3 separate regions of the Homo sapiens genome follow, and all the other regions are linked to region 1. The links are chromatin loops, found by intact Hi-C in ENCODE. Cell type or tissue: mammary epithelial cell. All regions are shown on one strand. Region 1 overlaps LINC01527 (long intergenic non-protein coding RNA 1527). Region 2 has its middle 13 kb from the start of KPRP. Region 3 has its middle 5.3 kb from the start of LCE1F.

What was found. A loop is a pair of places that touch in the nucleus more often than their neighbours do. Peaks named below come from ENCODE experiments on the same cell type or tissue, not always from the same donor. Only the 100,000 strongest peaks of a DNase experiment are listed, where the experiment ranks them.
Region 2: it touches region 1 in a loop (9-fold over the local background); 2 of 110 quality-filtered maps call a loop at or near these places.
Region 3: it touches region 1 in a loop (7-fold over the local background); 2 of 110 quality-filtered maps call a loop at or near these places.

Annotation. Positions count from the first base shown.
Region 1 is chr1:152,922,632-152,930,631 of GRCh38, forward strand. It overlaps LINC01527 (long intergenic non-protein coding RNA 1527), which reads right to left. Exons shown (of 2, transcript NR_183723.1): 2 at 7,250-8,000. Among named protein-coding and RNA genes, the nearest start is that of IVL, 18 kb to the left of the region's middle. RefSeq lists silencers at 3,605-3,654, 3,665-3,744. In mammary epithelial cell, CTCF peaks have their summits at 1,712 and 3,663; DNase peaks (open chromatin) are centred at 1,730 and 3,650.
Region 2 is chr1:152,740,693-152,748,692 of GRCh38, forward strand. It overlaps the pseudogene LCEP1. Among named protein-coding and RNA genes, the nearest start is that of KPRP, 13 kb to the right of the region's middle. In mammary epithelial cell, a CTCF peak has its summit at 4,689 (motif pointing right); DNase peaks (open chromatin) are centred at 2,909 and 7,339; H3K27ac peaks cover 1,065 bases.
Region 3 is chr1:152,765,866-152,773,865 of GRCh38, forward strand. No RefSeq gene overlaps it. Among named protein-coding and RNA genes, the nearest start is that of LCE1F, 5.3 kb to the right of the region's middle. RefSeq lists a silencer at 1,871-2,060. In mammary epithelial cell, a CTCF peak has its summit at 3,591; a DNase peak (open chromatin) is centred at 3,506; H3K27ac peaks cover 1,670 bases.

The sequences.
Region 1 (8,000 bases):
TCTTCCATATCTCTCAAACGTCAAAGTTATTTATCAAGTCAGTGCACTGCCTTTTGCTGCATCTTGCCCTAAATCACCACAGGAGATCATAATTACAACACTACAACATGCCAAGGGCTATCGCTGTTTCACTTACCACCAGCAAAGGGGTTCTTGTTCTCTTCTGTGGGGAGCCAACTCCAGAATCCCACAACTAGAATCTTCCTAGAACTGCAGCTACCAACTGTCATTGTTTGGGTTCCCTGGAAGCACATCCTGAGATGAGGATTTATTTGCAGTATAACTTATTAAAGCAGTACTTCCAGGAGAAACTAGTTAGGGCATAGGAGTAGCAGGACAGAGAAGGAGAGGAAACCAGATTGTCATTTTGGGCAAACATGTGTGCAGGTAGCTTCATCCTGATTCTGCAAGAAAACTCTGGAATGTAAAAGAAAAGCTGTATTGATATGAGACAAGAAAGCTAGGCTGTGATACTCTCGTACCTGTAAGTCATTGGCTAAGGGCCACTCCAGGGAGACATAAAATATCTGGTACTTCAGGCTTTGTGCATGTGAGGACATAGCAAATTCAGTTGCCAAACACATTCATCTGAAGAAGCATCAGATAGAAACAAATGAAAGCAAAAGGATACCCAAACCTAAGTGGTGTTGAACAACACCATGAGAATGAAGTCAGCAAAATCCAGACTGAAAAACTCCATATGACAAATAGTATGGTTTCTTTAATAAAAAATTGCAAAGGGACAAAAGAAATAAACTGGGAACCTTTAGATCAAAATAAACTTAAGAGATATATAGATGTATTAATTAATAAAAATGTATCTACATTATTTTGATGTCATTTCAAATAAGTCATTAGTAAATTAATGATTTGTAGCATAATTGGAAATGTGAACACTGAGTGGATATTTCCTAGTATAAAGATGTTAGCTAGTATTTTCAAGGTGTGATAATATTTAACATAACTACTGAAAAAAGTATTTATAGATATAAAGAGATGAAATGACATGAGTCTGTGATTTGCTAAAAGTAACACTGTAGGAGGCAAGTGGTAAGAGAGATAAAATGAACAACGTTGTCCATAATTTGAAAGTTATTAAACCTAGTTGATGTACACGTGATTTATTCTACTATTCTGTTCATTTATATGTTTTAAATTACCATTAAAATGTCTTTAAAATAATATAATAATTTTATTGAAGTGAACTAACATATACAGTATAAAAACTGCATCCTTTGTAACTACACATATAATTAAAAAAAAATTAAGACTTCAACTTAAAAGTGTAACGAGCAGTGCAGAACTTTTAAAACATTTCAGAGAGCTGTCTTAGGTTGGTTCCCTGAAGAAGCACAGTCTGCGACAAGTGAATAGGTACAAGTAGTTTATTTTGAGATGTGACCCCAAATAGCAGAAGTCAGGGCCACTAGGAAGAATAAAACAATAGAGAGAGAAAGTCAGTCCAATGGTGTGCTGTTGAGCTGTGTATTCCTGTGGATAACAGGCTAAACCGCACCCTGAAGTTTCCAAGGGCCATCTAGAACATATATTAGAACTGTTTGCTGGAGATACTGAAAAGAATGCTTGCTCTCTGTGTACTCCTATGTCTAGTAACCAGTGGTTGTCTGGAGGATGTTAACCTCCTCACGTTTCCACCCTGTGCTTCCACCAGCATGACTGAGTAGTCGGCTGTGAGTGTTCCACAGCCTGGCTGTCAAGAGCCCTGGGGCAGATGTGAGAGACACCTAGTGCAGCTGAAGTGAGGTGCTGTGGGATACTCCTCAGCATAGGTGGTTGCCATAGCTACAGCCTGGGTAAAATGGTGAGCTGAGAAAACAGGAGGAAGGGCATAAAAAATGTTAGACTGTAGACATCTAGAAAGTTTGACAGGAGATATTTATGGACCTTATAATCAGAGTGTCTTCCTATTGCAATGGTCCATTTCCCTCCTTGCAATAATCCTTTTGAATAAAGTCTCTCTACAGTAAGAAAGTTCAACAGCAACTGATTAATCTTCCTAATGTTTTCTCTTTCTCATTTAAGTCTGAGATTTATTACAAATTCGGTTCTTTTTGTAATTTCTGTTTTAATTATAGTTACAACCCTTTTTTAACTTTCCATATTAACTTTTTTCTCTTTTTTATCTTGGTCAACATTTTTAATTTTGACTATTTTTTTCACCTTTTCAAAGAATCGGTTTGGCTTAGTCGATTCATATAATATATCTTTGTCTTTTATTTTATTAATTTTTCATTTTATATTTAGTATTTTCTTACATATACTTTCTTTTTTTTTTTTTTTTTTTTTTGAGACGGAGTCTCGCTCTGTCGCCCAGGCTGGAGTGCAGTGGCGGGATCTCGGCTCACTGCAAGCTCCACCTCCCGGGTTCACGCCATTCTCCTGCCTCAGCCTCCCAAGTAGCTGGGACTACAGGCGCCCGCCACTACGCCCGGCTAATTTTTTGTATTTTTAGTAGAGACGGGGTTTCACCGTTTTAGCCGGGATGGTCTCGATCTCCTGACCTCGTGATCCGCCCGCCTCTGCCTCCCAAAGTGCTGGGATTACAGGCGTGAGCCACCGCGCCCGGCCTACATATACTTTCTTTAGCATTTATTTTTTAATTCCACTTTCCTGTATTAGATCATTAATTTTCAGCCTTTCATATTTTATATAAACTTTTAAAGTCTTAATTCTCCTTACTTTTATTGCTTTTTCTGTATATCTAGTGAGTTCTGATATGCAATATTTATGCTACTGTTTAGTTCCAAGCATTTAAAAATCTCCTCCAGACTGTCCTGTCCAGGAGTAAAAGTTACGGTAATGCCACAATATCACACATAGGAAGGACAACATTGGCTCTTATGCCTCAGAAATCAACATTTGGACCATTCTGCTAGGTAACGGAAATAATAAAAATAATAAATAATTTATAAGCAAACAAAACAAGCTGACCAGGTGAGGCACTGCTGTGGAGGTTAAAAGGATGTCTGCTGGAGTCACACACTTGAGATTGAACCCAGCTCTTCTGCTTACATTCTATGTGATCCTGGGCAGGCTACATCATATCTCTGATCTGTTTCTTCATTATTAAAATGCAGACAAAAATATTGACCTTTCAGCATTGGTTTCGTTATTAAATAACACTTGCAAAGTACTTAGGTTAGTGTCTAGCACACGAAAGGGGCTCAGCAAATGAAAGCAGTGGTTCACACAGCATATTTGGGATTTCAGAAGTTCCTTTTGTTTTCCTCTGTGCCTTTTACTCATGTCTAATTAGACCATGAAAACAGACTTTGCTTCTTTCTTATGTGTTAGGAATTTTTCAAAGCATTTTGCATTCTTGAACCCATTTAATCCCTTAAAATGAAACCCAGTAAAGGGCACATATTCTGTACTAGGAAATCCTAACTGATTTTGATTAACTTACCAGCTAAAGCAAACTGTGTCTGTGGGGAAATGAGGAGGTTGCCCCAAAGGACTACAATGATAGGCTTTGGCTTGTTGCTTTTGGGATGTTCCTAGCACAAAGGAATAAAAATACAGTTTGAGCAAGAAGCTATAATGGGTGGCTCACCACTGGTAAAAGCTAGCCAAGAGGAAGAGCACTCAGGATGCCTGCTAGCCTTCCAAAGTATCTGTGATCTCTTGCTACCCTCTAGGGCTGTGATGTAGAATTGCAGGACCGAGAGAAAAGGGCTTCACCTGAGGGAGGCTCCTAAATGCAAAGCTTGGGCATCCAGGGTCTGCGTGAGACACCTCCAAGAAAACGGTGATGAATAAGGAAATTTGTGCCCTGAAGGATTCAGACAGAGCAAGGATATGAAACAAATGCATAAAGTACTTTTACTAACAATAACTGTGCCCCATTTATTGAGTGTTGCCACACGTCAGTCAGTGTCAAAGGCTTTACATGCATGATCTCAACTTTCTGGTGCAACAATGCCATGATTTGGTATGATTATCCTCCTCATCTGAGAGACAAGGACACTGAGGTTCAGAAGGACAAGTTGCTTGGTCAAGGTCACCCAGCTAGCCACTGAAATTCAAACCCAGTTGTCCAAATCCAGAGCTCATGCCTATACAATGCTTTGGGCACTGAGGTGGGAAATCCCACAGAGGCTTAGGGTACGCTCATGCACCTTTCTGAAGGAGATGGTATATGAACTGGGCTTTGAAGAATAGGTACTGGGGGATGAATACCAAAAGAAGATGGAGCAGAGCCCCAGAGGGAACTGAGTTAGGCCTAGATGGGGTTGGAGGGACACTGTGGGTGTGACTGGAATTAATGGTTTAGTTTGTTGGAGCTCAGGAAGCCAAGGGAGATAAAATAGAGATGCAGGCTGACCTTGATAATATTTTGTATCCACTACGTCCTTCCATAATTCTTTTGCAATAGGCATAAGGGAGCTGAAAATCAAGTAAGTGGATGATTTCCAGCCCATGTGGAAAGACAGATCCTGCCAGCCTCATGCTTACTCTTACTGGACAGCAGGGCAGCACCAGATTGTTCAAGAACTCTGAGGGGCAGCAGTGGGATAACAGGATGAAGTTCATGTTAAAATGCAGTAGGACTGGTCTGAGGCAGAAGCACTGCTAGGGAGACAGGCATCAGGAGAAAGTCCTCTGGCAAGAGGCCATGTGGCTACAGTGACCCTCTCCTCTGGATCTCACATGGGCATCTATGGTCTAACAGAGTTGAATGTGCTTAGATGGACAAAAACATACTTTTTAAATTGATGCACTTTTCCAGAAAAACCATGATGTACAATACATGGCAAAGAGATCTGCATTTGTCATGAGTAAGTAGATCATAGCTACCTTACTAAACACTAGTTTCTTCTTGACTAAGTTTAGAATATACATTTATAATATACATGTGTATCCTGCTCCCCTCGCTGGGTTCTGATAAGGATCCCAGGTAAGGGAGAAGACAGGAGCCTCAAAAATTGCCTTGGTTCTACAAAATGGGAGAAAATTTTTGCAACCTACTCATCTGAAAAAGGGCTAATATCCAGAATCTACAATGAACTCAAACAAATTTACAAGAAAAAAACAAACAACCCCATCAAAAAGTGGGCAAAGGACATGAACAGACACTTCTCAAAAGAAGACATTTATGCAGCCAAAAAACACATGAAAAAATGCTCATCATCACTGGCCATCAGAGAAATGCAAATCAAAACCACAATGAGATACCATCTCACACCAGTTAGAATGGCAATCATTAAAAAGTCAGGAAACAACAGATGCTGGAGAGGATGTGGAGAAATAGGAACACTTTTACACTGTTGGTGGGACTGTAAACTAGTTCAACCATTGTGGAAGTCAGTATGGCGATTCCTCAGGGATCTAGAACTAGAAATACCATTTGACCCAGACGTCCCGTTACTGGGTATATACCCAAAGGACTATAAATCATGCTGCTATAAAGACACATGCACACGTATGTTTATTGCGGCACTATTCACAATAGCAAAGACTTGGAACCAAGACAAATGTCCAACAATGATAAACTGGATTAAGAAAATGTGGCACATATACACCATGGAATACTATGCAGCCATAAAAAATGATGAGTTCATGTCCTTTGTAGGGACATGGATGAAATTGGAAATCATCATTCTCAGTAAACTATCGCAAGAACAAAAAACCAAACACCACATATTCTCACTCATATGTGGGAATTGAACAATGAGATCACATGGACACAGGAAGGGGAACATCACACTCTGGGGACTGTTGTGGGGTTGGGGGAGGGGGGAGGGATAGCATTGGGAAATATACCTAATGCAAGATGACGAGTTAGTGGGTGCAGCGCACCAGCGTGGCACGTGTATACATATGTAACTAACCTGCACAATGTGCACATGTACCCTAAAACTTAAAGTATAATAATAAAAGAAAAAAAGGAAAAAAAAATTGCCTTGGTTCAGCCTAACTTCCAGGAGCAATCAGAGCAACATTTCTCAAACAAAACTCAGATCAAGTCACTACAAGCTCAGATCTCTCCACAGCCCCCATACCCTGGGGGAGTGGTCCCTGCTTGGCTTTGGGAAGTCCCTGCTCTTCATCCACCCTGCTGTAGTCATACAGTCCTTGCTGAACACACCAAGACCTGCCTGTCTTAGGGCCTTTGCACTTGCTCTTCCTCTGCCTTTGTCCTCAGACCTTTGTGTGACCATATCCCATCATTCAGGCCCTGCTTCTGTGTCTTTGTTTCACAGAGTCCTTGTTGACCATCCTAGTTAAACATTACCACATCGTAGTTTCTTCATAGCCCTCATTACTCATCTGAAATTACGTTATTTAGTTTTTTGTTACTTGATCGTGTATGTGCTTATCATCTGTTTTTCCCCCACCAGGATGTAAGCTCTGGGAGAAAAAAGACCATGTGGGTTTTATAACATGTACCTTGTGTTCTCTGTGCCTAGAAAGTGCTCAATATGACGTAGTTCCATTTGTCTATTTTCACTTTTGTTGCTTGTGTTTTTGGTGTCATATCCAAAAAATAATTTCAAAGACCAATGTCATGAAGCTTTCCCCTTTGTTTTCTTTCAGGAGTTTTACTCTTTCAGATCTTACATATAAATCCTTAATCTATTTTGAGTTTATATTTGTGTATGGTATAAGATAAGGGCCCAGTTTCATTCTTCTCCATGTGGATATCCAACTCTCCCAATAACATTTATTGAAGAGACTATTCTTTCCCCATCATATATTCTTGACAACCTTGTTGAAGATTGGTTGACCATAGATGTGTGGGTTTATTTCTCGACCCTCCATTCTGTTTCATTGATATATATGTCTGTTTTTATGCCAGTAACACACTTTTAATTACAATAGCTTTGTCATGTATTTTGAAGCCAGGAAGTGTGATGCCTCCAGCTTTGTTCTTTTTTCCAAGGAATGTGTTGGCTAGTTGGGGTGTTTTGTGATTCCATATAAATTTTAGGACTATTTTTCCTATATCTGTAAAAAATGCCATTGGGATCTTGATAGGTATTGCAATGAATCTGTAGATTGCTTTGTGCAGTATGAACATTTTAACAATATTGTCTTACAATCCGTGAACACAGATGTCTTTCCATTTATTTTTTGTGTGCTTTATTATTTCATCAAATTAAAAAGCTTACGCACAGCAAAGGAAACAATCAACAGAGAAAAGGCAACTTACAGAATGAGAAAAAAAATTTGCAAACAATATATCTGATAAGGGGTTAATATCAAAAATATATCAGGAACTCTTACAACTCAATAGCAAAAATAATAATAACTTTATTTAAAAATTGGTAAAGAACCTGAGTAGACATGCAAATGGCCAATAGGTATACAAAAAGATGCTCAACATTAATAATCATCAGAAAAATGCAAATCAAAACCACAACAAAATATCACCTAGCACCCGTTATTTTCTTTTTTTTAAATCAATCTTGCCAATAAACAACTTTATTTTGGTTTTTACATTCATTTATAATACATTTACAATTTACTTACATTTACATTCAGGTCACATCCATAAATGTAAAAATGTAATTTTCATAAGCCATCATCTTACTTTTGACACTTTTATGGTTTTTTCCATATAGACTGTTTAGCTGTATATTCTTTTTTTATCTTTTGTATTTTTTGAAAGCAAAAACACGTTAAATTTTACAAAAATTATTTAATCTATATTACTCTATTGAGTGAATTATAAATTTACTTTTAAATAGTTTTTGGTAATTATACATACGATTTTTGTATTTTGTTTGACATTTACATTAAAAGAACAAATGGATGCTAAATGCTCAAGCTAAAAATCTCTACCTTAAAATATCAACCTTGTACTGCATTATCAATTTGTTTTTCTCTGTGTGACAGAAATATTAGCTGCCTTACAAGAATCTTTCTTCCTTTCTCTTTTATTAATAGAATATTGGTTTTGTTTAGGAAGTAAATGTATCCACTTAAAAATACTCATCAAGCCAGATTCCATTCTATCTAGTGGTAGTCATGTGAGG
Region 2 (8,000 bases), 180 kb before region 1:
CTATAAATGAATAATTATTTTTACTTACACAGGTCATTTTAAGTGTTTTATGACATCATTGAGAATGATTTTTCATTGGTGATGCAAATGAATTAGAAATCTATATATTATCTCAATAAAATTCTGGTTGTGTGACCTTGAAGTAAGTTATTAACTTCTCTGTGCTTTAGTATAGACTTTGTAAAAAGAGGATTAAAATAGTTGCCTTAACCATAGGGCTGTTTTGAGGATGAAATGAGTTTAGGATAGCTGGATGGTTTTCTTTCAACATCAAATGCATGTTTGTTTTCTGCACTAATTCTTCATTCTTCAACACCAACTGAGTGTCCAACAATTCAAATCAATTCTGACACTAACTCCCAGAGCTAGCACAGACACCCCAGGTTAAGAAGTCAGTCTCACAAGAGTGCCCCCACTTCAGATGCCAGCTGCAGGTGGGGTTTCCAAATGACTACAAACTCAGAGGTTCCCATGACCCCCTCCTCAGGCTCAATAATTTGCTAGACTGACTCACAGAACTCAGAAAAGTGCTTTATCTATGATTACCGGTTTATTATAAAACAAATGAACCTCAGTAGCAGTCAAATGGAAGGGATGTATAAGGCAATGTATGTGTGGATATGAGGCACAGAGCTTCTAAGTCCTCTCTGGTCACACCAGCCTTTCAGAAAATTAGTATGTTCTAGGTTGGTAGCCAGAAGCTTATGGAACCTATCCTTCAGGGGTGTTCATGGAGGTCCCATATGTAGGCATGATTGAGTAAATCACCAGCTATTGGTGAGGCTGAAAGTTCCTACTCTCTAATCATGTGTTTGGCCTTTCTGGTGACCAACCCTCAATCTTGAAGCTATCTAGGGGGTCCATCACAAGTCGTCTCATTAGCATAAACTTAGGTGTGGCCTAAAGAGGCTTGTTATGAGAAACAAAAAGGGTTTCACTGCCAAGGGTTTTAGGAGCTGTGCGTCAGGAACTAGGGACAAAGTCCAAATACATATTTTGTATAATACCACAGCCATCATTGTAACACAAAGCCCTCAGGAATACATTTATTTCATGCAGTGAAGCTCTTTTGCCATCACCATCATGGTTAAACTTACCTTCATCACTAACAAGAACATCATCACTGTGATCACAGCCACTCCCATCAGTGACCTTGATCCTTTGAGCAAACCTCCCTTAACTGGTCCAGACCTATTATTCACTTCCTTTGTAAACATCTGAAATTCTTTCAGTAAGTTCCACATTTTTGACACTCAATTGAATACTGCTTTATGTCCCAATAGATTTTTGTTAATTCTCAGGGGTGGTTTTCTCATGTTTGTCCTTTCTAAGTCCTTATAAAGTTGTCTTCTAACTCTTGATTTTGTATCACTCAAGCCCATTCATTGACAGAAAGATTAAATCATGACTTTTGCTCTACTTCTCTGAAATCAGACTCTCTGAGGTCACAATTAATGTCCAAACAGCCAAATGGAGTGGGCTCACTGGAACATTTGACAATGGGGATCATCTGCTTCATAGAATTTTCTCTATCTTTAATAACAATGCACCACTGTTCCTTAATATTTGCCTTCTCTTTGGCTAATGCTGACCATTCTATGCAGTGTTCATGCTGTCCAACTATGAAAGCCTGGGGTCCTGGGACCTCTTTGTTCCTAATGACTGTGGTGCCCTCCTCCTTGCTCCTGGCATCAGCCAGGTCCCTATGTCATGCTCCAGGCAGAATTATGCACCCTCCACACTCCAGTGGCTCTCAGGGCTTATCTATCAGAAATTACCTGTGTATTCCTCTGTCTTCCACACTGGCCTGTGAATCCTTCAGGAAAGGAATAATTATCCTTGTATATTGAATACTTAGTAGAGTGCCTCTGCCAAGGTGGAACAAATTAACTATCTGCCAAATTAAGTCATTTTGTCTCTAGTTTCAGATGTATCAATAAGGCAAGAATATGGATTTTCACATATCACAGTATTCTCTACCCTTGTACTCTCCCTTAAAGCAAAGTCCAATGGACTCTCCTGTGACCAAATGGCAGCATTTGTTACTTCCCCCTCTACACCCCCACAGCTTCTCATAGCACTGACCCACCATGACCCTATAATGCCTTAGGCTGTCTCCTAGTCCCTGCTTCACTGCCCCTTGGATTTTCTTCCCTAATCAGTGACCTGAGCTTCACTCCCTTTCTTGACCTGCTTGTACATCCTCATGTCCCATCTGAATGGTATCCCTGTAGGACTGTTAATGGAATATTAACAGTTAATGGAGGCATTGACAGATAATCACATCCAAGGGTCATGTCTCATTTAACCTAGTGTGTGCTGTTCTTCAGAGCACTTCTGAAGCCCAAAGAATGTTATCCTAAGACACATCCTCTGCCCATGTGTCTATAAAGCAGCCAATCATTTGTTCTTTTATTCAGTCAGTCAATCTTTAACTCATTTATTCTTCAAGGCTACCCTCTGTGTTTATGGTTATTCCTAGAGACATGAAGATGAATAAAGTCTAGTATAGATTCTGCCTTCAACATGCTATCCATGTGGAAGAGCAGAAAGACATACAAATGGACATGACATTGTCCTGGTGTAAAAGTTTTTAGGAGCCCATCTCTGGGTCATGTTGCCCTCTTACAGCACATAATAGAATGTTTCACAGTGCATTGTTTACATTTATGTCCTCAAGGCAACTTGGCTCATATTTATGACAAGAGCATCTTACAAAACCAAAGCCCAAGACAAATAATACATATTTACAGAATTAATGAATGAGTGAATGCATGAAGGTGGAATGGCTGGCTTGCAGCAGGCCTGTGGAGCAGATACCTGGGCCATCTCTAGTTCCTGGGATTCCTCTTGGCCTCTGTCCAGGGAGATCCTGGAGCCTCAGGGCTGGGAGTGTGGCAAGAGTCATCCTGCTCCCAGGTTGTGAAAGTGACTGTTCTGCATACACAGTCTGTGCCTCACTCCCAGGGAGACACCAGGCCCAGGATAGAAGGGCTCCAGTGCAGGGCTTCTCAGTCCTTAGCCTTGTCAATTATTACTGACAGCTCCTGCATCCTCCACTGAGCCATGTGAGTGCTTGGCAAAGACGGCTCCAGGGGTAATAGGACTGTGTGAAAAGAGAGACAGAAGAAGGCAGGCAAAGACGAAGGCATCACTGGGGGCCAGGGAGGAGGGGAAGGATGGTGAAACCTACAGCCATTGTGGTTTTTAGTAGTACTTCCTTCCAATTTATTTACTGTAAAATGAATGTTCTTGGATATGTCATCCTCCCACCAGAAATCCCTGAGTTTAGGAGTCAGAAAATGACTAAACTACCTTGTTTCCCTTGGGGAAAAGAAGGCTTATGTAGGGCTGACTTTGAAGGGCATGGAGGGAGAAGGCCAGAATACTCCAGTTGAGGCAAAGTGGACTGAAGACAGGGAGGGTATTTATTAGGCTTACATTCCTCCAAGTCAGTTTCCAAATTCCTTTGTAGAAGTTGGTTCATGAACCAGCTTTTTGCTGGGGGGTAGGTTTCTATGAAATCCAGGAGAAAAAAATAATAGTTCTTGATATTGTGCACTGATTTCTTTTTTTTTCTTTCAGGTTGACTGAACCTTTCCCGACATGTCTTGCCATTAAAACCAGCAGCAGTGCCAGCCCCTTTTCAAGTGCCCTCCAAATGCCTCACTTCTAAGTGAGGCACACCAGTGCCCAGCCCCATGTGTCCCTCCAGTCTTGTTCTGCCGCAGTGTCAGCTCCGGGGATTGTTGTGGCCCCAGCTCTGGGGGCTGCTGCAGCTCTGATTGGTGGCTGCTGACTGAGCCACCACAGGCCGTCTCTTCCACTGATACCAGACCTAGAACCCTGACTGCTGTGAGTGTGAGCCCACTAAGGGCTCTGGCTGCTGCCACAGCTGTAGGGGCTGCTGCTGACCTGGGCCCTTTCTGCAGAGGAGCAGTGATGGGAGGACCCAACTAAACATGGACCTCCCTTTCTGAGCTTTCCTCCCCTCTCATTCTTTCTTCTCTTGTGGTGCTAGAGATGTTAAGACAAACTCTTCTCAGAGGACTCAACCCTGTGTTCTGTACAAACTCCCCAAGCTCCTAACCCCATGCCCCTGCAAAACCCCTCTGTGGAACATCAGATCCTAAATCACATAAAATTTCTTCCTCTAGTACCACCTGCTCCTTGTTCTTGATCCTCACACACATACACACACACTGCCTCCCCAGTAACCCACTCCTCCAAGCTGATTAGTGTTTTCCAGGAAAGGTGGCCCAATTCAGTCTCCAGACATCCCGGAAAACACACTGCTTTGTCCAGACAACCTCAGAGTGACCTCATCATGTAATCTGGAAATAGTACCTGCTTCCCTTCTGCCAGTCCCAGGGTTAGGGACTAGAAATGCCACATGTGTCTAGGGGAAGACACTCCTATGCTTATGTTGACATATTAATTTAGAGAAAATTGTAGTATTTATTCCGTTTTATTTTTATAGCATTCTTTGATAAATAAACAAGAAAAACAAAACCAACAGAACTGAGAGATGAAGACAGAGATGCGGAGTGCCCACCTGGAGGGTACATATGAGAGCTGGAACCTTAGCCTGAAGCTCCATTCTGTTTCCCTTTCAATCACACCTCATGTCACATGATCAGCCTATGTGATTTCATACTCCAAATAATTCTGGCTCATTGTAAGCTGTTTCGGAAATGATTATTTTCCCACTAGGTGGCATCATGATGTAACAAAAATGGCTACAATTAAGCAATAATAATAATATAATGGCAATAATGATAATTACCTTTATTGAGGGCTTATTCATGGCTTGACTCTTCACATATCTTTTCTTTAGCCTTTACAACCACCTATGAGGCAGCTATTGTTTACATTGTATGTATGATGAAACTAAAAAGGCCGAGAGAGAGCACGTGACTTGGTGTGACACACAGTTGGCTGGAGGGAAGCAACAGGGTAAGCGCAGATGTGTCTGACTTGGAGACTTTGCTGTTTCTTTGGGCCACTCAGCCTCCTAACTGCGGTTTTCACTTCTTGAGATTCAAACGAGAGAGTATTATGTCTGATGGTGCCTAGTGCTAGTATAGGGTCAACGATTCATTTCCTGTGTTGAAACAAATAGTCTCCATCCCTGTCTCTCTGCTTCCGCTCAACTTCCCAACACCATTCCTCACAGGGCACCTGGAGACTGGTCCCATCACGCCTCTACCTAAAACAGTTGCTATCGGTCTAAGGACATAGACCTGGTTCTTAAAACCAGGCACCAACTGGCCCCTTCTGCCCGCTGTTACCACACTGGCTGCTTTCAGTTCTGTGAAGGTGCCATGATCCCTCCTGCCCCCCACACACTCCTCTTGCACATGGAGTTCCCTTTCTAGCATGCTTTTCCCACTCCTTTGCTTCTACTTATCCTTCAGATCTCAGCCCCATAGCCGCTTATTCAGGAAAGCCCTCCCTGGCCCAGTTAGCTCTCCCCTGTCCTGTTCACCCACCCCTAGGGAGCTTTTGCTGCTCTGTGGACCTCTCCTGTCAAATATTAATCAAGGTTATCATTGGCTATTTGTCTCTGTGACCCTTGGGTTTGTCCTGCTGACCAAAAGCTCATTCAGCACTGGAATTGTATTTAATAGTTTGCATATCTTACCACTGTCTCCACAGGGCATAGCATGGTGCTTCTTACTTAGTAAATGCTTAATAAATATTTGTTGAGTGAATACTTGCATGAATGAATGAATGATTGAATCAGTATCCTCACCATTATCACCATCATCCTTTCATCATTGTTAGTATTGAAATATCTTTCTTAACTCTTCGTGTCCCTTGGACACATATATACTAAAAAATTTTGTAGTCTACCTCAAATTCAAATTTATCTGAATCTTGTATTTTTATTTGCTAAATCTGGAAATCCTGCCCCACACATTGGCCTTTTTGTGCTGTTGGCTACCCAACTTCATAATTGGAGATTCACAGCCCATCCTCTCACTCACTGCTTGACATGCGTGGCTGTTTCTCCAGAGTGGATGTTAAAGTCTTTGGAAGGCAGTGCCTTGTCTGTGTATCTTTGTGCTTTCCTTATTAGACTGTAAGATCCCTGGGGAAGAGGCAGTGAATACATGCTCAGGGAGTGCTTGTTGACTAAATGATGGTGACTATTCTTAATCCAATGTGAGGAATCTGGTAGGTGATCTGTAAATATATGTTGAGTGAACTAGACTGAATAAGCTCCACTTCATAAACTAAGATCTTTTCTATTCCAGGTAGAGTGTGTGAGATAACGACTATTAATAGGGAAGACCTTTAAAATGTAGTAATCACCAAAGGAAATACACAGTTTTCCTGGATTATGGGTTGACCTCTTGTGAACATGTCAATCAATGTAGGTGATTAGTATCCCCAGCACACTTGGGAAAGATACCTAACTGAGGTTCAAACAGAGGCTTATCCTATCTTTTAGAGGGAATTAGTATGGCAGAGAGGTTGGATCTCAAGGAGTTTGTGATTCTACGGTTCATAAATGTAATTTAGGTTTCACCAAGATTTATAGATATAGTCTCACAGACGTGTATATATGTGTGTGTGTAGATATATATGTACTTATGCATACAACATATATGTATATGCACATATGTATACACACATATATAATCTTTATTGAGATAATTCACATATCCATTTATTTAAAGTATACAACTCAATGTTTTTAGTGTATTCTCAGAGCTGTGTTATCATCACTACAATCTAATTTTAGAATGTTTTCCTCACCCCAAGAAATCCTGTAGCCAAAGTAGTCACACCCCACTCCCCCAAGTCCTATTTTCCATCTCTACAAATTTGCCTATTCTGGATATTTTATATAAATGGGATCATACAGTATGTGGTATTTTGTGACTGACTTCTTTCACTGAGCATAACATTTTCAAGGTTCAACCACGTTGGAGCGTGTATCAGATTTTTATTCTTCTTTATGGCTAATTAATATTCCCTCATATAGGTTAACCATGTTGTGTTTATCCATTCATCAGTTGACGGATGCATATGTTGTTTTCACATTTTGGCTATTGTGCATAATGCTGCTTTGAAACATTCATGTGCAAGTTTTTAAGTGGATATACGTTTTCATTTTGCTTGCATGGAATTTTCATTTTTGCTAGGAGTGGGATTAATGAATCATATAGTACTCTATGTTTAACTATGTGAGGAATTGTCAAATTGTTTTCCACAGTGACTGTACCATGTCCATCCCCACAGCAGTGTATTAATGGTTCCAATTTCTCCACATCCTCCCCAACTCTTGTTCTTGTCTATTTTTTCTGACTATAATAATGCTAGTGGGTATGAAGTGGTATGTCATTGTGGTTTTAATTTGTATTTCCTTAATGACTGATGATGTTGAGCAACTTTTCGTGTGCTTGTTGGCTGTTTGTATATCTTTTTTGGAGAACTGTCTATTCACATCCATTGCCCATTTTTAAATTGTATTATGTTCTTATTATTGAATCTCAAGAGTTTTTACATATTCTAGATAAAAGGCACTTTATAGATATATGAATTGCAAATATTTTCTCTTATTATGTGGGTCATCTTTTCATTTTTTAATGGTATCATTTGCAACTTGAAAGTTTTTAATTTTATTAAATTCAATTTTTCTATTTTTTTATTTGTCACTTGTGTTTTTGGTATTGTAGTTAAAAAACTATTGCTTAACCCAATGTCATGAAGATTTACTCCTGTGTTTTCTTCTAAGAGTTTTATAGTTTTAGCTTTTACATTTAGGTATATAATCTATTTTGAGTAACTTTCTGCGTATGATGTGAGGAATCATATATTTTTATCTTAATTTCATTTGTATATTCTTACAGGCAACTCTATATAGTCTTATTGCACAAATTTCTCTTCTTATCTTTCTATATGCATGTCTAATGATGATAGTCTGTTTTCACTGCTTTATGTCTATTTCTTTCATTGTTCTTCCTCAATCTATAGTTCTCTCTCTCTCT
Region 3 (8,000 bases), 160 kb before region 1:
TGAGAGAGATTGGGCCTGAAGATCACGCTTCTCACTTTGGAATCCTGCCTACATTCTTCTGCAATTCTGTATCTTTCTTCTCTTTCTAAGCTTTCCACAGTGGGATCTTCACTGTAGAATGAAAGATGTTCTCAGAGGTTCCTTCCAGACCAGGTGGGTTATCTAAAATTCCTTTTTGTGGAAGGCAGTATGCTAGAGTGAAATTATCTGGGGTACTCAAAGACACAGAATCCCAGGATACATCCTAGAACTACTTAGCTTGAACTTCCAGAATGAAAATCGGGGACCTCCATTTGAGAATTATTCTGATCAATCAGAAGTGAAAACCATTTCTATAATGAATATCCAGGTGTGTGAGCTTACTCACTGCCTAGGAGGAGGGTTGAAAGTTGTACATATCTGGCCCCAGCATGTGTAGGATGTGGAAGTGGTGGTGAAGACAGAGCTGACTGTTAACTGGTTTCTTGTAGGAGGTTTTATGTAATTGTCCATGTGGGGACACAAATTATCTACCTCTTGGTCTAGAAGTACCTTAAGATGAAGGAATCTCTTTCTTTTCCACAATTAAATCCCCAACTTCACTGCCACCAAAAATCTCCCATACAGACATATGGGAGATGGGGGTCTAGCCATAGCATATCTCTCCTCTACCCAGGCATTACCTGGACATTAAGAGAAAGAAATTCCACATCCCACAGTTTGTCCTACACATTATAACACCCTTTAGTGAATCAACAAATACAACTGTTATGCATCAGAGAATAGCTCAGCTGTTCATATTAGAATCCATAGGTAGACAGCAGTAATGGGAACCATGAATTCTGGCATGGCATGAATGGATTCTAGAGGATCCACATGCCTATGCCTGAGACTAGTCAGGAAGACGGGGTGATGCCTGATGATCTATGTGCTTCTCATCACCAGAGACCATCCAGCTCATTCCTCCAAAAGATGGTGTTTCCTGTTCTGGAAGGCTAAGCTAGACCTATCTAGGGGCCTAGGAATAACCCAAGCTGTGCCAAATCTACCCATCACATCTTGTCATAGGAACCCTGAGCTAGATCCACACCTTTCCTCTATTCTCTAGTGCACGCCCATCAGGGAGGGAGGAAACCACTTATGAACTTGTGTCAACACATTCATTCACTTGACAAATATTTATTGAGGCTCTGCTGTCTTTCAGGAACTGGTATTGATCCTGGAGATACACTAGTGAGCAATGCAGACAATAATATAGTGAGAACTTCAATATGGGAGGCTCAGAGTACCATGGAAACCCACAAAGGGGGAAGTTTAGCAAGTCCAGGGCCTAAAGGAGGTAACTACAAGTCAGAGATGAGACAAATGAGTGGCAGTTAGCTGATGATGGAGGAGAGAGGGGAGTCTTCTCCCCTCTCAGAGATAACAGCAGGCATGCTATCAGCATCATTGACTTAGTGACAGACAGCCTGGTGAGGAGTAGGTCCTCATTAATTAAATATCCTTCCTGGTTCCTAACACTATATGGAAGTTTTATGCTGGTCCCAGGACTCCATTCTCAGCCCTGTTGTAATGAACTTTTTATCAGCACCTTGGGGAGAAGCTTGAAAAGAAACTGGCCTAAATTTCAGGTTACTTCAAGTCATGAAGGAGAATTGAAGAGTAAAATTCTGATTTAACATGGGCAAGAATAATGAATTTAATCTGACAAGACAAAACGTAATTAAAGTAAACATTAAGTTTTAATGTACATTAAAGATTAGCCACACTTGTAGAAGATGAGTGGGTATATGCACAGTTGCACACATGAAGAAATTTTGGTTGATTAGAATCTTAGTGTGGGCCAAGAGTGAGATTGTGCCAAACGGCAATGAACTCCTGTTCTGAATAGCTCTGTGTGATGGGGTCATTCTGCTTGGCACAGATATGCGCACACCTGAGCACTGTGGTCAGCTCAGGTCAAATGTGTGGGGCTGGAGGATAGTGATCTACTATGTGCCAGCCACCATCTGAGGTGGGAAATCCTTCCTCATGCTCACAACTTGGAAAGGTGACATCATTCACCCCATTTTACAGACATTAGAAGACACAAAATCTAGAGAGGTTAACTAGCTTATTTGGTCACACATCTAAGACGTGATAGTGATGGAATTCAAGCCTAGGCTAATCTTGTTCCAAAACTTGATCTGCCTCCCTGTGGAAGGAAGAGTAACACTATGTTTTGAAGGGACTAGCACGCTTCCATCTTGCATTATTTATAGTGCTTTCACTTAGAAAAAGAATCAGCTTTTTTGGTAAAACAAAGAGTTCAGTTTCAATGCATGGAAACTGTAAGAAGATTCTGGCTAGAAATAAAGAAAAAGTAATAGAACTGTTTGGAAATGAAATATATTGTTCATCCATGCATTTAACAAACATTTAGTCATTGTTAATTGAATATTTATTATGTGTCAGACAGTATTTTGGATGATTGGGATAAATCAGTGAACAAAACAAGATCCTTATTTTCAAGGAGTTTAAATTCTAGCAGAGAAAAGAAAACATTGGGCATATTTTAAAAAATTATATAATAAATCAAAACATACAACTAATCTGGAAATCAGAACATATATAGCAAAGAAGACGACCTGGGCAAGCATCCCAAACAGTACAAAAAGGGGAGAAGTACTGAGCTAGATGTGTGGAAGAAGGGGCTGAGAGGCTGTGGGGCCTAAATACTCAGCAATAGAAAGGGCATGGAAGAGGCATCATGAGAGGAGGGTTTGAGCCCAGTTGTACCACTCATTAGCTGAGAAGTGTTGACTCAGGCAATTTTTCTGGCTCTCAGTTCCCCCATCTATAAAATGTAGCTGAAAATATGTCTACCTGTCTGGATCACTCTGAGGATTAAATGAGATAAGCTATTTAAAATAGTATATTATAAAACACTAAAAATATATTTGCTTTTGGCAGTGAAATATTCACCTGGAGAAAAGGGGGATGATTGGCTTGGGAAATGGCCTGTTTGATGAAGGAGGTGGGCCACAAGGGTTATTCAAGCCCAGGCAGGAGCAGAGACTGAATGAGCCGCAGGGATGCACATGTAGGGATGCTTGTGGTCAGCAGGGGCAGGCAGGAAGCTTCAAGGAGGAGGAATTGAAGCGGTGGTGGGTTATGGAATAGCAGAGAGGACACGGATAGGGTGAATTGGAAAAATGCCTTAAGCAAAACACTGAGTCTAGAGGAAGTATAAGATCTGGGGGAAGGAAGTCCAGATGTCAGAGTGAGGGTGGGGTTAAGCACAGCAAGGTCAGCAGCCATCACAGACGGTCATCAGTGTATTGATGCCACTCAGCCAGTGTGCCATCAGCACGGCTCCTTAGTTCACCAGAGGGAGAGGAAATATGAGACAGGGGAGGCTTTGCAGTCAATCAGAAATACTATTTAGGCTCGAATTGGGATTGGGTCCTTAGTCACTGAAAGCTGTCCTTCCTTGACCTGGCCTGAATGTGAAATCTGGATTGAGCAATAAGTTAATTAATCAGTCATTTCTACAGCATTTCATCAGCATTCTTCTGAGGTTTGCTTTGTTCGGTGAGAAATCCAGGAGGTGTCTCCAGTGAGTATAGTCTTAATCCTCCTGTACCAGGGCAGGATTTCTTATCCTCAGCACTACTGACGATTTGGACAAGATAATTCTTTCTTAGAGAAGGCCTATTCTGTGATTTGAAGGGTGCTTAGCAGCATCTGTGGCTTCTACCAACTAGATGACAGTAGCTGTGATGATCGAACACTTATCCAGACTGTCCAATGCCCTCTTCTGGGGTGTGGGAGTCAGGCCATCCCCAACCTCACCCCATTGAGAACCACTGAATTAGAGGAAAGTCTTAGGCTTTGTCCTCAGGGCCATCCCAAGCCAACAGTGAATCACACCTTCCCCTTACCTCCATCCCAAGAACCTCCCATTCATTAAAAATAAAAAGTCTCTATAAGGCACGAATACATGCAAATACATGCAAGCAATTACAACTTTAAGGATATACAGAAGGTTTTAATTTTTCCCCAAGGGATCTGCATGCTGATTACGGAAGAGTTGTTTATCTTGGCTATTATGGCAATTGTGAGTAGATTATCTGTGCCAGTAATTATAATCATTATTTGGCAAACTTGTCCAAGAGCTCAGAATACTCACTTTCTAACCTTCCTACTTAGTTGCCATGCAGTGCTAGTGGCAACTTGAAAAATGTATAAGCAGGAAATTCTATTGTCTTGGAAAAGTATAACACAGGTCTTTTTAACACAAAGAGGAATTATTTGTATTGATGATTAGTCAATGGGTTTAATAGGTAAAAGGAGAAAAAGACAAAAATGCACAAGGGCCCTTGGGGGGACTTCAAGAGCATGCCTACAGATCCTCTTCTGGATACCCACAGCTGCTTTTCTGGGTGCCCATGACTGCTCTTCTGGGTACCCACTGAACACAGGAGACTAGTTGAGAACAAGTAAAAACATTAGGAACACATTATGAATTAGGGCTGGTGATATGATTATGAGTGGGGAGAATCTTGGGGTATCAGTTACAAATGGAGAGAATCTGAGTCTTGTTTAAGTCTAAGAATTTGGGCAGACAGACTGATACAAGGTTCTCTTAAACAAAGTAGTGATTATTAGAGATAGATTGTTGCTCCTGAAAAATGCTAGATTTATTTCTTCCTCCAATGACTTTCATCCTAGATCCTTGGCAACAGATGTGTTTCGAAATTTAGAACTTTTTTTTTAAGGAGGGTAATACAATGAATCAAATTCATTAGTAACACTGCAGGTATGCTTCAAAATTGGCCATGTTCAGTCTCAATATGATGGAATTAGAACCAAGGACTTGACCACATGTTAGGCAGGCAAGGTAAGGGTGGGCAGTCCAGGACCATCTGCTATCCCTAAAGTTTCAGGGATCCTTCTCCTTGGGGAGAACATTTATATTTTTACAACAGAAAATAAGAATATTTACAGCAAAGTGAAGGGAGTTCACTGTCTGTTCTGGTCAGGTTTTTTTTTTTTTTCGGCCACCATATGAATATTGTCAACAATCAGACAAAAACTCAGTTTTTAGGGGTGCTGGAATTGGAAATTGTGACTATGAGAGTGTGGATATGTAGTAATATTTGACGATTATCAGCAATGGTATTTTCTCATCTCATTTTCTACTGCTGTTGCCCTCTGTGTTAGTCTGTTCTCACACTGCTGTTAAAGACATACCCCAAAAAAGTACCCAAGACTGGGTAACTTATAAAGGAAAGAGGTTTAATTAACTCACAGATCAACATGGCTGGGGAGGCCTCAGGAAACTTACAATCGTGGTGGAAGGGGAAGCAAACACATCCTTCTTCACATGGCGGCAGCAAGGAGAAGTGCTGAGCAAAGGGTGAAAAGTCCCTTATGAAACCATCACATCTTGTGAGAACTCACTATCACGAGAACAGCAGCATGGGGGTAACCACCCCCATGATTCAATTACCTCACGTGGGTCTCTCCCATGGTATGTGGGGATTGTGGGAACTACAATTCAAGATGAGATTTGGGTGGGGACACAGCTAAACCATGTCACCCTCTCTCACAGGGTCTCCCTTAAAGTCCTCTTCCATACTAGAATCCAGCACTAATGTGATCATTCTTCCCATCCTAAAACAATAAACATATACTTTAAAAAATAAAATTTAACTAAAGCCTTCAGGAGATGGATTTCTGACGAACACTCAATACAGCCCAGTCACTTGCCCTGACAATGGACTTTCCACAGGCTGAACTCAGTCTTTCTTTCAGCCTCAACTTGTGCCTTGTTCTCTATCACATGCCCTGCATTCCAACCACAAAAGACCACCTGCCCCTCCTACCCTGTATATATTGTCATAACCTTCACTTCTTCTCCACATACCTCCCTACTCCCTACCATCTCCATCTCTCTAACTTATCCAAACCTCACCACCACTTAAAGCCTGTATCCTATCAGACACCCTTAACAAACCTTTCCCAGACACCCTCCCTCAGAATCCCTCTCTCTTCCACCAGTCTTCCAAGACTAATTGGTATCCTCTTTCTGGACCTACAGTACCATTTATTGGCTTACTATGTATTTATCCTGCTTGGGATTTATTAATTCCTTGGCCCTATGGGTTAATAATTTTTATCACTTTTGGAGAATTTTTGACCATTATTTAAAAATATGTTGTTTCCTCCCCCATTCTATTTATTTTTTTTTATTATACTTTACGTTTTAGGGTACGTGTGCACAACGGGCAGGTTTGTTACATATGTATACATGTGCCATGTTGGTGTGCTGCACCCATTAACTCGTCATTTAACATTAGGTATATCTCCTAATGCTATCCCTCCCCCTACCCCCACCCCACAACAGGCCCTGGTGTGTGATGTTCCCCTTCCTGTGTCCATGTGTTCTCATTGTTCAATTCCCACTCATGAGTGAGACATGCAGTGTTTGGTTTTTTGTCCTTGCGATAGTTTGCTGAGAATGATGGTTTCCAGCTTCATCCATGTCCCTACAAAGGACATGAACTCATCCTTTTTTGTGGTTGCATAGTATTCCATGGTGTATATGTGCCACATTTTCTTAATCCAGTCTATCATTGTTGGGCATCTGGCTTCGTTCCAAGTCTTTGCTATTGTGAATAGTGCCACAATAAACATATGTGTGCATGTGTCTTTATAGCAGTATGATTTATAATCCTTTGGGTATATACCCAGTAATGGGATGGCTGGGTCAAATGGTATTTCTAGTTCTAGATCCCTGAGGAATCACCACACCTACTTCCACAATGGTTGAACTAGTTTACATTCCCACCAACAGTGTAAAAGTGTTCCTATTTCTCCACATCCTCTCCAGCACCTGTTGTTTCCTGACTTTTTAATGATCGCCATTCTAACTGGTGTGAGATGGTATCTCATTGTGGTTTTGATTTGCATTTCTCTGATGGCCAGTGATGATGAGCATTTTTTCATGTGTCTTTTGGCTGCATAAATCTCTTCTTTTGAGAAGTGTCTGTTCATATCCTTTGCCCACTTTTTGATGGGGTTGTTTGTTTTTTCCTTGTAAATTTGTTTGAGTTCATTGTAGTTTCTGGATATTAGCCCTTTGTCAGATGAGTAGATTGGAAACATTTTCTACCATTCTGTAGGTTTCCTGTTCACTCTGATGGTAGTTTCTTTTGCTGTGCAGAAGCTCTTTAGTTTAATTAGATCCCATTTGTCAATTTTGGCTTTTGTTGCCATTGCTTTTGGTGTTTTAGACATGAAGTCCTTGCCCATGCCTATGTCCTGAATGGTATTGCTTAGGTTTTCTTCTAGGGTTTTTATGGTTGTAGGTCTAACACGTAAGTCTTTAATCCATCTTGAATTAATTTCTGTATAAGGTGTAAGGAAGGGATCCAGTTTCAGCTTTCTACATATGGCTAGCCAGTTTTCCCAGCACCATTTATTAAATAGAGAATCCTTTCCCCATTTCTTGTTTTTGTCAGGTTTGTCAAAGATCAGATAGTTGTAGATATGCAGCATTATTTCTGAGGGTTCTGTTCTGTTCCATTGTTCTATATCTCTGTTTTGGTACCAGTACCATGCTGTTTTGGTTGCTGTAGCCTTGTAGTATAGTTTGAAGTCAGGTAGCGTGATGCCTCCAGCTTTGTTCTTTTGGCTTAGGATTGACTTGGCAATGAGGGCTCTTTTTTGGTTCCATATGAACTTTAAAGTAGTTTTCTCCAATTCTGTGAAGAAAGTCATTGGTAGCTTGATGGGGATGGCGTTGAATCTATAAATTACCTTGGGCAGTATGGCCATTTTCACGATATTGATTCTTCCTACCCATGAGCATGGAATGTTCTTCCATTTGTTTGTATCCTCTTTTATTTCCTTGGGCAGTGGTTTGTAGTTCTCTTCCTGAAACTCTAAATACATGGGTGCTAGAATGTTTGATATTATTCCACTGGTCACTGATCATCTGTTCATTTTTTTAATATTTTTCCCTTTCTTCAGTT